Linked DNA regions of Homo sapiens: region 1 is linked to region 2. A link is an interaction called in ENCODE POLR2A ChIA-PET data of the cell type or tissue named here. Cell type or tissue: B cell. All regions are shown on one strand.

Region 1 (4,000 bases), 57 kb before region 2:
CTTCTCTATTAAAAAATACAAAAATTAGCCAGGCGTGGTGCCACACACCTGTAAGCCCAGCTACTTGGGAGGCTGAGGCAGGAGAATTGCTTGAACCCGGGAGGCAAGGGTTGCAGTGAGCTGAGATCGTGCCACTGTACTCCATGCCTGGGCAACACAGTGAGGCTCCATCTCAACAACAAAAAAAAGCTATTTGTCACATTTTCTGACATATATAGCAGTCATACATATATACATTTTCTTTTCAAATTAACCAAAAAAATATACCTTACCATACTATTACCTGAGTGCAACTCAACCAGCTCATTTCTAGCATAGCAAGCATAAAGTTAATTCCCCTCTACATGTATACCTTTCTCCTATTAAGATTGATCCTGGTTTGTCTTCTTATGTATTTAAGTGAGCATCTGGATTTTTTTTTTAATCCTAAAAATAAATTGCAACAAAATTATTTTATTTGAAAATGAGAACAACGTTTGCAAGTTCATGGCATGCCCATCTAGGCAAGTTCCAAGAAAAACAACTACAAAGCGGGAGAAATGTCATAAATCACTCAAGAACCCACAGTCTGAAAGCCCCTTCATTATTCCAAAACCATACCCATCTGGTATGCAACAAAGTGTAGAAACCACTTCTCTGTTCAAACTCTGATTCTGGAATCCACAGAATCCAAAAATCATAATAATATGAAAAAGAGAACAAAAGACTGAACTTTTCTTTCTTTCCTGCCTAGCCAGAAATCTCAGCCCACGTGACTTGTGACAGGTAACAATCAGTGTTGATTTTCTTAAGATCTTACTTGAGATTTATTATGAAACATTCCCAGTTAAATGTTAACTATGTGCCAGGCACTGAGTTAAGGTAATTCTTTTAATAATAATAATAATTTTAAAACCTGTACATATTTTTGTCCTGAAAACTGAAGTCTAAAAAACGAGAAAACAAAAAAAGAGGGACAAAAAAACCCAAAAAACTGAAGTCTGCTCTAAAACCTACCTACAAGTGATAACCATTAAAAACTAAAAAAAAAGCACAACACACTGGCCGGGCGTGGTGGCTCATGCCTATAATCTCAGCACTTTGGGAGGCCGAGGCGGGCGGATCACCTCAGGTCAGGAGTTCGAGATCAGTCTGACCAACATGGAGAAACCCCGTCTCTGCTAAAAATACAAAATTAGCCGGGAGTGGTGGCGCATGCCTGTAATCCCAGCTACTCGGGAGGCTGAGGCAGGAGAATTGCTTGAACCAGGGAGGCGGAGGTTGCGGTGAGGATCATGCCACTGCACTCCAGCCTGGGCGACAAGGGTGAAATTCCATCCTGGGAAAAAAAGAAAACAAAACAAAAAACACAACACATAGGGAATAAATTAGGTCTTAAACTGAAAGACTCTCCAATCTTAGCTTATTTTTCTTCAAAGTATTTATCCCCACCTGGGGTTTTAGTACACGTTTGTTTGCTTATTGGATCACTAGACTGTGATCCTTATGGAGTAAAACCTCTCTCATCTAGATAAGAACCCCATTTTTTTAAATGCTTTTGAAAAATAAGAATGATCTTTATTATTTAATTAAGATAGACTCTGTAATTAAATTATAATTCAGGGAGGCTGCAAACATATATGGGAGGCTGAGGCAGGAGAACTGCTTGAACCCAGGAGGCAGAGGTTGCAGTGAGCCAAGATTGCACCACTGCACTCCAGCCTGGGCAACACAGCAAGACTGTCTCAAAATATAAAAAAAAATAAATAAATAAAAAATAAAGCCTATGATTTATCCCAATATGTCTCAAATTTTAATGTTCATATGAATCACCTGGGAAATCTTACTAAAATGCAAATTCAGTAGGTCTGGGCCAGAGCCCAGATTCTGCATTTTTAACAAGTTCCCAGGTGGCAATGCTGCTGCTCATACCCAGAATCTACAATGCGTATCTATATTCCCCATGGCTAAGGTAAATTTGCCCCTTCCTGTCTAGTTCTAAAGGGATAAGTATACAACTAGCCAACTTCTACAAAACAATCCTTAAAGGCTTATCAAACTTCTGTATTTTCTCTTCATCAGACACAAGTTTTTGAACCTTTCCATTGGATTTTCTTTTTTTAGGGATCTTTTAAATCCTCTCAAAAGCTGCTCTCATATATCTCTTAAGCTGAAGAAGTTAAACCTTAAGTATGATAGGCAAAACTACTAGCTCTCTTCATGCATCTCAATGGTATAATTGTTTCTAAAATAACACTATAATACAGGTTCTGTTTTATTTATTTACTTATTTATTAGTTTTGTGAGACAGGGTCTCACTCAGTTGCCTAGGCTGCAGTGCAGTGGTGCAATCATGCCTCACTGCAGCCTTGAACTCCTGGGCTCAAATGATCCTCCCACCTCAGCCTCCCAAGTAGGTTGGGACTACAGGCACATATCACGAAGCCCAGCTAAATTTTTATTTTTTTAATTTTTTTTTTTTAAACAAACAGGGTCTTGCTATGTTGACCAGGATGGTCTCAAATTCCTGGCCTCAAACAATCCTCCCACCTTGGCCTCCCAAAGCGCTGAGAGTACAGGCATGAGTCACTGTGGCTGGCCCAGGTTCATTTTTACTTGGTAGTACCAGATGAGCTGAGATCATGTACACTAGTGGTTGCTCCCTACATTAAATTGGCTTACTTATCTATGCTGCTGTTTCTCTGTTAACTATCACTGAATTTGATCCACTGGCTTTCACTACTCGTTTCTGAAAGAATTTTTTAGAAGGTTATTTTGAATTTTAACCCAATTCTCCAAGGAACCAGGCCCTGGTACTGAGGAATAACTTATTTTCTGTAGCTCTTGGTTTTCTCACCTGTGAAGTAATTAAGGGTGAGGGTCATGAATGTACTCTAGTCTTCCTTCCAAGAGTCTATGACCCTGGAGTCTCTATTTCAATTCCATTCTTCAGTGCATGGAACCTGTGACCTCTATTTTGTTCTATGTTGCCTAACTAAAGGCTCTTTTTGCTTACTTCCCAGATCTTCCCTGCCATAAACTATATATATATATACTACTATTTATAAGTAGCCTTACAAGGAACTCTCTCAGAGAAGTTAACGAGCTGGAAATATCTTCAAGTAACTAAAAACAAAAATAAAACCTAAACAAACAAACAAAAAACCCTTAAATTATCTTTCTCAATGCCAACCAAGAAACACACACACACACACACACACACGCAGCTCAAATTTACATCTTTTTTTGTTCAATTTTGCTGTTACTATCCAGACCAAAGGCAACACCTGTGCCAAGGTAAATGCTATGCTTAGGTATATATGACTGGAGAGAGCTGGAAAAGCAATCAATTAGCTCTTCTCCTTAGTCTCACCAGCTGTATTTTCCTGATGACACAGAATCTGTCCACCTGCTCCCACAGATGGTACAGCTGCAGTTAAAGTAAAACACCTGGACTCCATGCAGTTTATTAGAACAATGTTAGCTGTAGATCAGGCAAGCCCAGGTCAGCATTTCCATCTTATCACCCAGATTAAAACAAACACCATTTTAAACTATAGGATGCTAAAATATGCCTTTTATCCCCAAAACACAAATACAACAATTTTGTTATAATAATAATGTCAGAGAGTTATTATTATAACAAGATAAATGTCAGGAAGAAATTTAAAAAGAATTGATTAGAGGGTAACAATCCTAGATTACAAATTTGGTTGTCATTAACCACTTCCCCAACTACTTAATTTAGAACATTTATAGAAGATAACACTAGCAAAACAAGCTCATTACTCCCTAGCCATCACGGCTTCATAAGCATGGTAGTGTCAATACAAGTAAATGTGCTAAATGAATGGATAGTGCTAAATAAACAGAATATGAGAAATAAGAATTTCTTCCTAGTTGTATACTTTATAATTGAGAAATGTTTTCTTCTCCCCCTAAAGCCTTAAATCGACTTAACCTATACTTAAATCCTCCGAGAAATGTCCCCCCATTAAGAAAGACTCATCAATATTGGTAA
Region 2 (4,000 bases):
CAATTCTACTGTCTCAGCCCTCTGAGTAGCTGGGATTATAGGCATGCGCCACTAGGCCAGGCTACTTTTTTGTCTTTTTAGTAGAGACGGGGTTTCACCATGTTGCCCAGGCTGGTCTCAAATTCCTGATCTCAGGTCATCTGCCTGCTTCGGACTCCTAAAGTGTTGGGATTATAGGTGTAAGTCGTGGTCCATCTGTATTTTTTTATTTTTTGAGACATGGTCTTGCTCTGTCACCCAGACTGGAGTGCAATGGTGTGATCTAGGCTCACTCCAACCTGTGCCTCCCAAGTTCAAGCGATTCTCCTACCTCAACCTCCCAAGTAGCTGAGATTACAGGTGCACGCTACCATGCCCAGCTAATTTTGTATTTTTAGTAGAGACGGGGTTTCACCATGTTGGCCAGGCTGGTCTCAAACTCCTAACCTCAAGTGATCTGCTCACCTCAGCCTCCCAAAGTGTTGGGATTACAGGCGTGAGCCACTGCACTGGCCCATCCCATCTGTATTTTTTTTTTTTTTGAGAGGAAGTCTTGGCTCACTGCAACCTCTGCCTCCCAGGTTCAAGGGATTCTCTTGCCTCAGCCTCTCCAGTAGCAGGGATTACAGGCACCTGCCCCACGCCTGGCTAATTTTTGTGTTTTTAGTAGAGATGGGGTTTCGCCATGTTGGCCAGGCTGGTCTCGAACTCCTGAGCTCAAGTAATCCATCTGCCTCAGCCTCCTCAAGTGCTGGGATTAAAGGTGTGAGCCACATCTGGCCCGTATTTTTTTTAAATCCCACTTTAAACACCCATCGGATGGCTATTATAAAAACAGCCCATGGCCGGGCGCGGTGCCTCACACCTGTAATTCCAGCACTTTGGGAGGCCAAGATGGGTGGATTATCTGAGGTCAGGAGTTCGAGACCAGCCTGGCCAACACGGTGAAACCCCCTCTCTACTAAAAATACAAAAATTAGCCAGGTGTGGTGGCACATGCCTGTAATCCCAGCTCCTCGGGGGGTGGCTGAGGCAAGAGAATAGCTTGAACCCAGGAGGCTGAGGTTGCAGTGAGCCGAGATCGCAGCACTGCACTCCAGCCTGGGCAAAAAAGCGAAACTCCGTGTCAAAAAATAAAAAGAAAAAAAAAGAAATTATGCCATTTGTTTGTGGCTGGGACCAGTGGCTCATATCTGGATTCCCAGCACTTTGGGGGGCTGAGGTGAGCGGATCACCTGAGGCCGGGAGTTCAAGACCAGCCTGACCAACATGGAGAAACCCTGCCTCTACTAAAAAATTTGCTGGGGGTGGTGGCGCATGCCTGTAACCTCAGCTACTCTGGAGGCTGTGGCAGGAGAATCGCTTGAACCCAGGAGGTGGAGTTTACAGTGAACCGAGATGGTTCCATTGCACTCCCGCCTGGGCAACAAGAGTAAAACAAAAACAAAAACAAAAACATCCCATGAGCCTGGTCAACATAGTGAGACCCCATCTCTACAAAAAGTTTAAACATTAGCCAGGTGTGGTGGCACACACCTGTAAGTCCCAGCTACTTGAGAGGCTGAGGTGGGAGGAATGCTTGAGACCAAGAGTTCAAGGCTGCAGGGAGCTATGACCATGCCACTGCACTCCAGCCTGGGCATCAAAGGAAGATGCTGTCCCTTAAAAAAAAAAAGTGGCCGGGTGTGGTGGCTCACACCTATAATCCCAGCACTTTGGGAGGCCGAGGTGGGTGGATCACCTGGGGCCAGGAGTTTGAGGCCAGCCTGACCAACATGGGGAAACCCCATCTCTACTAAAAATACAAAAATTAGCCAGGCGTGGTGGTGGGCGCCTGTAATCCCAGCTACTTGGGAGGCTGAGACGGGAGAATGGCTTGAACCCAGGAGGCGGAGGTTGCAGTGAGCTGAGATTGCACCACTGCACTTCAGCCTGGGTGACAGTGAGACTGTCTGAAAAAAAAAAAAAAAAAAGAGCTTAGGAGTGCTCACCATTTGAGAAGAAGCTCTTGATACATTGAAGAGTAAAGTGTTGTCTGAAAAAGGGAAGTATTTGCCAAGGTGAACCAACTTCTTGCAAAAAAAAAAAAAAAAATTGGTTTGCAAGAGTTTCCTGAGGCAAACGGTGAGGCTATTTATTGGTTTACAGTCTTATCTTTCCAGGTAAGAATTTCTTGAAACAGTCAAATCTTGTTGACATAGAGGACCTCAGTTCTCAGCCTTAATCATTGAATATGATTGTCTCAGTTTTTATATTTATCCTGTTCCCTATTGATGGGCGCTTACTTTTCTTCTGGTATTTCACTATCACATGCTATGCTTCAATGACACCTTGTGCACAGGGGTGAGTTTCACTGGGGCCCCACCTAGAAGTGGAATTGCTGGGTAGTGAGACGTGAGTATCTTCAATTTTCCTAGGGTCCTAGATTCTTTCTAATCCATCTCCCTGCCTCCCAGAAGAGGAAAGCCTCTCTCCACAGCCACCACAGCAGACGGCAGGAACTGCCAGGGCTTTGCCCACACCGGCTGCTTGCCCACCCGCCTGCCCTCCCTTGTTCTGGCAGATTAATGGTGACCTGTGACCCTGACAGGCTGGCCACACTCCCGGCCAATTTCAGTCTGTCAAAAGGAGTCCCAGGGGTGGTCAGGGCCTAGGGATGTGTTAGCCAGATGGGCCTGGGAGGTCTCGGGTTGGCTTATCCCAGGAGGCAGAGCAGGTGGGCAGCCCTCAGCAACACCCCCCCAACATTCTCCTCATCATGCATCACTGGGCTGGAGCTGGAGCCAGATGGTGGGGATGGGGAGGCTTGCAGCTTCTGCCCTGACAAAGGATCCTCTATACTGCACCCCCACCCTGACCCTGACCAGCTTGGCTAGTCTAGTCTGTGGCTGCCCAATCACTCTCAGCCCTGGCCTGTCCCACCCCGGGGTGCCTTTCTGCTGAGATCTTCTCTTCCTGATCCTGTTTGTAGAGGAAGTCTGCAACGTTCCTGGAGACTCTTGGACTTGGAAACTCACTTATCATCAACTTGAGAGTGAGCAGGTAAAACCAAGGCAGCATGGCCCCGTGGTTATAACATGTCATAGATTCAAATGCAGTAATAGGATTAAGTGCAATGGGCCAGGTGGCAAACTGGTGTCTGGCTCTCAGTGAGCCCTCATCAACAGAGTCTCTGACTGCTATGAATGGGGAAACTGAGGCCTAGAGTGGAGGATGCTTGCAGAAGAGCCTCATGGTTAGGAGGTTAGGCTTGGGAGTCAGGCCTACCTGCGTTAATCCAGATCTGCTACTGAGAGTGAGTCCTTGGGCAGATCACCTAAGCTCTCAATTTCCCCAGCTGAAATGCAGCCCCCTGAGGCCTCATCATAGAGAACAGTCCTGAGGATGAGGAAAGATAATGCAAGGAAGGCATCTGGCAGATAGTAAGGACTCAGTACGTGCGTCCTAAACCTCATCATCCTTGATTTTCTCCTTCCTTCTTTCCTTCCTTCCTTCCTTCCTTCCTTCCTTCCTTCCTTCCTTCCTCTCTCTCTCTCTCTCTCTCTCTCTCCCCCTCTCTCTCTCTCGCTTTCTTTCCTTCCTTTCTTTCTCTCTGTTTCTCTCTCTCTCTCTCTCTGTCGCCGAGGCTGGAGTGCAGTGGCACGATCTCAGGTCACTGTAACCTCCGCCTCCCGGGTTCAAGTGATTCTCCTACCTCAGCCTCCCATGTAGCTGGGACTACAGGTACTTGCCACCACACCTGGCTAATTTTTTGTATTTTTAGTAGAAACAGGTTTCACCGTGTTAGCCGGGATGGTCTCGATCTCCTGACCTCGTGATCTGCCTGCTTCGGCCTCCCAAAGTGCTGGGATTACAGGCATGAGCCATAGTGCCCAGCTTTCCTTCCTTCTTCCTTTCAAGATGAAGTCTCTGTGTTGCCCAGGCTGGAGTGCAGTGGCACGATCTTGGCTCACTGCAACCTCCGCCTCCTGGGTTCAAGTGATTCTCCTGCCTCAGCCTCTCATGTACTGGGATTACAGAC

The links. ChIA-PET counts read pairs that join two places held together with the same protein. Peaks named below come from ENCODE experiments on the same cell type or tissue, not always from the same donor. Only the 100,000 strongest peaks of a DNase experiment are listed, where the experiment ranks them.
Region 1: POLR2A ChIA-PET joins it to region 2 with 7 read pairs; 4 of 35 experiments call an interaction of 5 or more read pairs at or near these places.

The regions. Positions count from the first base shown.
Region 1 is chr20:33,521,026-33,525,025 of GRCh38, reverse strand. All of the region lies in intron 1 of CBFA2T2 (CBFA2/RUNX1 partner transcriptional co-repressor 2), which reads right to left. Among named protein-coding and RNA genes, the nearest start is that of CBFA2T2, 33 kb to the right of the region's middle. In B cell, no CTCF peak of the experiment used is centred here; no DNase peak of the experiment used is centred here.
Region 2 is chr20:33,464,468-33,468,467 of GRCh38, reverse strand. No RefSeq gene overlaps it. Among named protein-coding and RNA genes, the nearest start is that of SNTA1, 23 kb to the right of the region's middle. In B cell, no CTCF peak of the experiment used is centred here; a DNase peak (open chromatin) is centred at 2,147; H3K4me3 peaks cover 558 bases; H3K27ac peaks cover 1,552 bases.